2 separate regions of the Homo sapiens genome follow, and region 1 is linked to region 2. Evidence: chromatin loops called from intact Hi-C (ENCODE). Cell type or tissue: gastrocnemius medialis. All regions are shown on one strand. Links, peaks and the distances in the headings refer to the core of each region. The heading gives the core; the rest is flanking DNA.

What was found. Peaks named below come from ENCODE experiments on the same cell type or tissue, not always from the same donor. Only the 100,000 strongest peaks of a DNase experiment are listed, where the experiment ranks them.
Region 1: it touches region 2 in a loop (5-fold over the local background); 1 of 110 quality-filtered maps calls a loop at or near these places.

What each region holds. Positions count from the first base shown.
Region 1 is chr10:52,254,950-52,259,350 of GRCh38, forward strand. The region is part of intron 10 of PRKG1 (protein kinase cGMP-dependent 1); the gene reads left to right. Among named protein-coding and RNA genes, the nearest start is that of PRKG1-AS1, 57 kb to the right of the region's middle. In gastrocnemius medialis, for the core only: no CTCF peak of the experiment used is centred there; DNase peaks (open chromatin) are centred at 2,542 and 4,032; H3K27ac peaks cover 4,000 bases.
Region 2 is chr10:50,383,695-50,388,095 of GRCh38, forward strand. All of the region lies in intron 6 of SGMS1 (sphingomyelin synthase 1), which reads right to left. Among named protein-coding and RNA genes, the nearest start is that of ASAH2, 130 kb to the left of the region's middle. In gastrocnemius medialis, for the core only: no CTCF peak of the experiment used is centred there; a DNase peak (open chromatin) is centred at 2,067; H3K27ac peaks cover 3,901 bases.

The sequences.
Region 1 (4,401 bases), core at 137-4,136, 1.9 Mb after region 2:
ACAGTATCCTGTTCACAACCATTTCCTCTGGGCAGTCATTTGGACTGCTTTCCTTTCTGTTTTCTGGCATGTGCCATATTTTCTGCCTATGTTCTTTATTTTTAAGAATGGTCTTTCTAATGTGTTCAGTTACTGTCTGTTTACAGTATGTCTTCCAGGAGAACACATTCCATTTATAGTATCACTTTCAGCAAAAGAACTCAGCTCTCTTTTTATATATGACTTATTAATTAAAGCTCTAAGCACTGCTGTAAGTCATCTAGGTAATCGTCTTCATTTACAAAGTATAACTGTAAAATAAGGAGGTTGTTTTACAAATTACAAGTGAAAATTAGTCCCATTGCCTTATAGTCATATTCCCAATTTACTCTACTTTTGTCCCTGCGAGAAAGGCACCTGCTTTTCAGAATAGATTTGTATGACTCAAAGACAAACTGATTTTTTAATATGCCAATAATATGTAGTCGGTGCTTTAAATATTAGATATTTAATCTGTTTATTTAGCAATCCACATATCTCCTATACCAGAGCGGCAAACTTGGATAAAGCACAGGAACAAATATAAGATAAACATAACCTCTGTCTTTTTGGATTATATTCTTTCTGCATCAGTTATTATGTATATATGTAGTGAGCTCTATGATTGAAGATAAAAAATTTAATAAATAGAATAGTTCTTAGCTCTAGAGACTCACAGTCTACTGGGAGGGGCAATCATGTAAACTAATAAACTCATAAGCAAAGCATGATCAGCAGGGGTTCAGTGTGTGGAGGAACAAGACGTCTTGCAGGAGATAGCATTTCTGAGGCAGAGGGAGAGTTAAGGCATCAACATAAGTAACCTGATGCATTATGGAACATACTTAGTAAAATGAAACTATTGAAGAAACAAATGTTTATTAATAAATATTATTTCTTTAATAAAATAACCTTTCATTTGAACCCTACTTTATAATCTTCAAATTACTTTCATGTTCATTGTATAATTTTGCCCTTATAGCTACTCTGTGAGGAGAACATGAGACATGATCCACATTTTACAGGAAAGAAGACAAGAATAATGTATTTATGTGGTTTAAGGCCACTTAGTCATTGAAAGAGCTGTTGTTATTGCCCAGAATTACTGATTTTTTAACTAGAAGCTTTTTCTGCCATTCTGGGTTTTAAAAATATTTGGATTCTTACCACCACCATCAACAACCACCCCCAAATCAAACAAGTGTTACTTCATTGTTATATGTACACCTTTGCTTTAAAAAAATTCTTCTGGAATTCAAGAACCTGAATTAGAACTAAATCTAGAATAGATGTAGTAATTGTCTGCTGTGTGCCTCTCTTTTTGTTATATCCTCAGAGGCTCCCCTTTCTCTAAATCCTTTTCTGCTCCTAGTTTAATGGCAAAATACCTGCAGAGAAAAAAAATCCGACAGTGTAACATGGTAGCTAGAAGCTAGAGCTCTAGAATTAGGCTTTCTGGATTCAGATATTACCCATTGTGTATGCTTAGTCATTTACTTAAAACTTTCTGAGCCTTGCTTTTCTTGTCTCTGAAATGATGATAATAATAGGATATGTACCTCACAAGGTTGTGAAGATTAAACGAGTTAAAGCCCTCAAAATAGTGTCTCACACATCATAGGTCAGTAAATGGTGTTAATGTTGTTATTGTTGCTATTATTATTAAAGCATGCTAATGATAGTTCTTTTTATTTATCACTTCCAGCTATAAGCATAGAAAAGGAAGGGAATGAAAGTATTTTACTCTTTTCTTTTCCATTGCTAGGCCAAGGCCTGAGAGTGCAACCATTATTCCAATATAAGTAAGAGCCAGAGGTCTTCAAATGACCTTCAGTGATAACCTCTATTAAATTTCTCCAGACCACTAAGCTCTTAACTTTCTGATCTGTCATGAGAGGAGATGGGAAACAATTTTCAATATCCCTTATGCTGAACCTGTGTGCCCCTGAAGTAGCCTGCTTTTATTCATCCATTTCACTTCTAAATTGTGAAGCCCCACCTCTTAACCTCTCAATGGGAAATCATTTTCAGTGCAAACTGCTGAATCATACCTAGTTCCTCTCCAGCCTTCTTAACCCATGGCACCTCAGTTGGGCATAATAAAGACCTGGCTCTTGGCAAGTTGAATACAAAAGTTACCTCTCATTCCTTCTCTGCTGCAGTTCAGTTTCTAAACCACATAACTGGATTGCCCAGGAAAAGAAAATGTGGTAGTCGCGAGAACCAATTTATGCTAAGACAAGGAGGTGTATTTCACAGGGTGTGTCTGTTCATGACATCCATACCACTCTCACAGCATTTTTGCCAGCTGCCTTGGCACTATAAAAACAAGCAAGCAGGCTTGGAGTGCTATGTAAACCAATTGAAAAAAAAATAGAAACTAAGAGGTGATTAAGCAAGAAGTTAGGTGATAAACCCATTGCTCAGTCAGCAGGGTCTTATTGCGAAAGGTGAGCAACTTAACTCCAAAGGGAAACCCCATGTAAGATGAAAACATTTCAAGAGCTTCCTACTGCCAAGCCGCACAGCAATGAAACAGAATAGCTATGGAGATCTTTGGGCAGTATTGCCATGTGTACCCACGGTGATTTATGCTACATCGGACACCTGGGGAAACCCTGCTGCCCTAAGGCCTTGCATCCTCTGTGACTAAAGTGAGTAAGGACTCAATACTGGTTGAAACTGAAAGTTTGCTTCATTTTAACACAGCCTCTTCTTTAGTAGTACTCTGTGGTTTATTATTAAATATGTAATTCTCATGTTATGTTTATTCTTCAAAAGAATAAAAACGGACAAAAATTATTAACTCTAATAAATAGCACTCATTTCTCAGAAAATAAGTTCTTCAGAGAACTAATGAAAATCCCATCTAATAAACACTAATTGAGCATCAGTAGGTGTAGTAACAATATACTGCAACTGCTAAAATAACCACATGACAGTTTCAATGCAGAAATTACAAGTAGTAAAGCTTATCTCTACTTTGGTATATGCAAATAAAGTAAGATAAGCATTACTTCATCTCATTATTGTAGAATAAATTTCTTTTGTACATTGATAATTATAATAAAATTTAGATTACATGAATGAAAACAAATATGTTACTTTCTAACCCATCTTGTGAAATTACAGAAATTTTATATATTAGCAATCAATTGAAATGCCTATTTTTTCTTACAAGTAGTTGAAGTTAGTATCCTACCACAAGATAAAATGTTAATAGTTTCTCCTCTAAACCTGCATATGATTTTAGAATAATCACTATAAATCTAGAATGCACTGGGCATGTCTTTCCAAAGCTTAAAATAATTGGTGATAAAACAGCTCTTACAAAAGTTGACATTTAGGTCATACTTGCCTTTTTTGTTTTCTATGACATAAATATTATTTCTTTAATCCAAGAAATATTATTTCTTTAATAAAATAACCTTTCATTTGAACCCTACTTTATAATCTTCAAATTACTTTCATGTTCATTGTATAATTTTGCCCTTATAGCTACTCTGTGAGGAGAACATGAGACATGATCCACATTTTACAGGAAAGAAGACAAGAATAATGTATATATGTGGTTTAAGGCCACTTAGTCATTGAAAGAGCTGTTGTTATTGCCCAGAATTACTGATTTTTTAACTAGAAGCTTAATAATGGGTACATCATATTAGGCAAAAATCATCTGTTTTAAAACATCCAAAATATTTGTGGGATATAAAAATATCTGACATGATTCCTGCCCTCAAGGAATTTCTGCCCCCTCCTAAGAAAGAAGATAAGATTAACATATTGGAAAAGTAGCAAACAAAATATTATGCTATTGTGTTAAATTAAAAATTATGCAGAAATGTTCTTAGTATTTCATCAGGAGAGAGGTCATTTGAAATTGATGGAATAGAAGAAGGCCTGGGAAGATATACAGAACTGAAGCCAGGCAGTGGAGAATAGGTTGGGATTTAAATGAACAGATGGGGAAAGGCCATTCTGAGAAAAGGCCATTCCAGGCAAGGGTTACAACATAAAAGGCCACATGTTGTCACAGGACACCAAAGCAAGTGACCAGACTAGAGTGAATTACTGTGGGAGGAGCAGAGAGAAATATTAGATAGCTGATCAGTAGAGTATGATTGTTTATATTCTTTAAAAAGATTAGACTTGCCAAAAAAAAAAAAAGAGTTGTTTGGACATTAAGTAATGAAAGCACATAAACACAGACTCTGCTCTGAACTTCTATCTATGACATGAAAGAATGCACTATAAGGTGACTAGACAAGCTATTTTTAGGTGGCGCTGCTCCCAGAAATAGACATCATAATTTCTCTTCTGACAAAAGTAGGTTATTTTGTACCACAGTGCAGTCTGCATTCCTGAAAATTTCATGTAAACACT
Region 2 (4,401 bases), core at 225-4,224:
ATAAATATTGCTCTATTTACACACACACATATAATCTATATATCCTATATTATTAAGATATATCCATTGCTTTTCTTCAATAGGCACAAAGATGCCATTTTTTCAGTATAAAATAAAGACTATGTAATAGAAAGGGGCTTTGGCTCAGGGCTAGGGCTATGTTTAGTAATATTTAAAACGAGGTAGCTATAAAGCATAGCAGTTAATGTGGTGCTATACACTGAATATAGACCTTTTGGGGATAATTAGATCATGATAGCAGAGCCATCATGAATGGGATCAGTGCCCTTATAAAGGAGACCCTAGAGGACTTCTTCAACCCTTCTGCCACATGAGAGTACAGTGAGAAGACAGCTGTCCAGGAGAAGGAGGGAATCAGCTAGCACCTGGATCATGGACTTTCTAGCCTCCAGAACTCTGAGAAACAAATTTCAATTGTTTATACGCCACCCAGTCTATGGTGTTTTGTTATAGAAGACGGAATGAACTAAGACACATGGGCCTTGGAATCTCCAAGACTATTAAGATTTTTTCTTCCTTCACTCACTAATGATTACCATTTGTATGATCTTGAGTAAGTTATCTAACATTTGAGCCTTTTGTTTCTTTATCCTAAAATGAAAATAAATAATATCAACCTCAGATAGATTTTTAAACTTTTTCTAACTTACTTTCTTTCTCTCTTTCTTTTTCTCTCTCTCTCTCTCCTTTCCTTCCTTCTTTCTCCTTTCCCTCTTCCTCCCTCTTTCCTCTCTTTCTCTCCTTCCTTCCTTCCTTCCCTCCTTCCCTCCATCCCTGCTTGCCTTCCTTTCTCTTTTCTTTTCTCTGAAATGCAAGTGGTGCAATCACAGCTCAGCAGTCTCCCACCTCAGCCTCTGGAGTGTTGGGGACTACAGGTGTGTGCCACCATGCCAGGTTATTTTTAATTTTATTTTTGTAGAGAAGAGTTCTCACTCTGTTGCCCAGCCTGGTCTCGAACTTCTGGGCTCAAACAATCCTCTTGCCTCAGCCTCCCAAAGTGCTGTTATTACTGTCATGACCCACTGTGCCCGGCCTACTTTCTATTTTGAAATAATTTTAGGTTTAAAGAGAAGCTGCAATAGTACAAAAAACTGAGGCATACCCTTCACCCAGAGTCCTTTATATTATCAACTTAGATGAGGATAGTACAATGATCAAAACCAAGGAATTAACATGGTTAGAATTCTGTTAACTAAATGACATATCTTCTTTTTAATTTCACAAATTTCCCCTCTAATAGCCTTTTCTCTGTTCCCACAATTATTTAGTGTCCCCTTAGTCTCTGCTAATACGTGGCAGTTCCTCAATCTTTCTTCACCTTTCATGACCCTGACAGTTGAAGGGTGCTAGTTTTTTTTTACCGAATATCTCCAGTTTGGGTTTCTCTGATGTTTTCTCTTGATTAAATTGAGGTTATGCATTTTTGGCAAGAATGCCCCAGAAGTAATGTTGTGTTCCACTCTGATCATATCAAAGAACAGAAGCTATCCATCTGCCCCATTACTGGTAACACTAACTTTGATCCATTGTTTAAGTTAGTAACCTCAGAGAGTTGTTTTTTTACAGGTCCTAGAAAACAGTAGGTCTTCAATAAATGGCAGCTATTATTATGGTAAAGTTCAGACTAAGAACAAGTTTTGAATCAGGTAGACTTGGATTCCAGTTCTCACTCTCCCAGTTTCTGCCATGTGATCATGGGAAAGGTTTTTAACTTCCCTAGTCCTCTTTCCTTCAGTGTACCACAAAAACAAAGCTACCTGAAAAGTTACAAAGTTTTAATCAAGTTACCATAAAGGTTAAATGAAATAACATATGTAAAAGTACTCAGTACCTATGTTTTATAAGTGCTCCATGAAATCAATCACTGTTCTTTTAAGCGAGTTGTCATGTTCTGCGAAATAATCACTATGAACTAAGATAAAGGAACCTGAGATCTGATTACAAAAAAAAAGGTGACTTAGGGGCATGCTGGGAGTAGGAGAGGAAGATGTCAGATGAGCTAGGAAGGCATGGGAGAACCTTGGCCGTGTGACAGCCAATGGCATGTCTCTCTTGTTTCATTTTATTTTTTCCTTGGATAAACAAGTTTTGCAATTAGAGCTTGAGAACACAAAAGGCATTCATGCTTGATTTCTAGCACATTAACCAGATGATGCAAGAGCCGAACCCCTGTTATGTGCTGTGAAGGGCTCTGTCTCACTTGTTCTCTCCTGTAAAACTACTATCCTCTGCTTGCTAGACCCTCTTGTGGGGCTTTTTAGGCTATGACATAGGACATCAAAAATTTTTCTTCTGCAGCTGTCTTTGCTGTTGTACTTGAGTTTAGATTATCAGATGGCAATTCTGCGATGCCTAACACATGGTAGTTATGTTATGAAATAATCCCGCCTTTTAAAATAGAAATCTAACACTGAAGAAACTGGAAAATAAATGTGAAACTAACCCTAGAGGGGTCTTAAGAGGCAAGTCAAAATTGTAAAGACTTCTCCATCAGTCTGCATGAAGAATTATAAAACTAATTATTGTGTCGCAGCCTTTCTGGATTTAACCTCAACTTTGGAAACACATGCCACTACTTACAAGAGTATAGTAACATTTACTGCACTGCAGGATGGAATGCATTACTTCATATAGCTTAGACGGTAATTTACAAAAGCATTATAGCATCCTTATGGGTTGAAGTAATTAGAAAATCAGTATGTGATGCCATAGCTTTTTCTACAGGATACTGTCATTACTAGCTAAGCTCTTCAGCGTCCACACCTTAAAGACTAGGAAGTTAAACAGCTTCCTATGTCCTCTCAATGCCTAAGTGGGAACCTGTATGCTGCTAAAATAAAACGCATGTGTAGTTCTCTGAACAAACCAATGTGACAGATGGAGCTTCATGCTCTGGCTCCTAGGCTAGGAAGGGGACCACAGGCCCAGGTGACGTCTAAGTTGCTATGAGGATTACTGAATTTTCAGAGGCCCAAATTGCCTAGCAGGTTAAGCAGAGAATTGAACAGGGGCCAAGAGTCCCAAGTTCTCTTCTCAGCACACCCCTGCCCCACCTGTGAGATGGAGGGGAGGAAACATCAATTCCCCACTGTCCTGCTCTGCCTAGCAAGGAGGGTGATGATAATAGCTAACACGTACTGAAAGCCTACTATGACCCGAGCTTTTTAAAAGTATAAGCTCACTAAATTCAAAGCAATTCTACAAAAAGGGATAAATGAATATCTATTGACAGGTGAGGAACCTAGGTACTCAAGGTTCCTGGTACTCAAGGTCAAATGGTACCAAGCAACCTGGTACTCAAGGTCAAGTGCCCTACAAAGGGTCACATGTTGAGCGGAGGAGTCCCAACAATAGGCTCCAAAGCCTGTGTGCTCCCCAACTGAGTAGTGCACCTCCAACTGGGGATACCATCGATGATGCTGATAGAAGATTCTGGAATGTGTTTTCAGTTCCTTAAAATGAGTTACCACACCTGGAGACAAATGCTGCCTAAAGGGGGAAATCCATGTAGTTTCACTTTCCTTAACCATTAAGGCAAAGTTATAAAAGCATTCCTTGGGGGTTCTTTCAGAGACTTCCCCTGCTCACTCCCTATCCCAGGTCAAAAAGCCTTCCACAAACACATACACCCACTTCCTCCAAAACTTCCACCATGGAGGGAGCTATTAGAAAAATCAAAGATCCGATTTATATGTGTTTGTGTGGATTTAATTACCTTACGCTATCTCTTTTTTCAAAAAGGACTTTCCCTCTTTATCGAAAAGGCAATATTCTCCCTGTAAGAAGATTCAGGCAATACAGAAATACAGAAAGTTAAATACATAGACAGACAGATAAACAGACACCGCAAGCCAAGCCTCCTCCATCTTATCTTTCAGAGATAACCAGTGCTAACAGGTATATATCCTTCAGGACAAATCTAATTGTCAAATGAAAAAAGCAAGGCGGCAGATTCATAGGTATTGTATATGCTAAAAGAAAATCCTTAGCTAAATTAAATTTAACAGAGGTTAATTGAGCAAAGAACGATTCATGAATCAAGCAGCCTCCCAAGCCACGGTAGGCTCAGAGACTCCAGCACAGCCACATGGTGGAAGATTTATAGAGAGAAAAAGGAAAGTGATGTACAGAAAGTGGAAGTGAGGTACAGAAACAGCTGGAGTGGTTACAGCTTAGTGTTTGCCTTATTTGAATACAGTTTGAACAATTGGCCCCCTTTGATTGACCAAAAATTGGTGATTGGCACAAGAGTAGGTTACAGTCTGTTTACACCTGCATTTAGGTACAGTTCACTATATACAGAGAAACCTTTACACTGAACTTAAAATATTTAAGGAGGCAGCTTTAGACTAAACTTGATTTAACATATGCTACCATTTG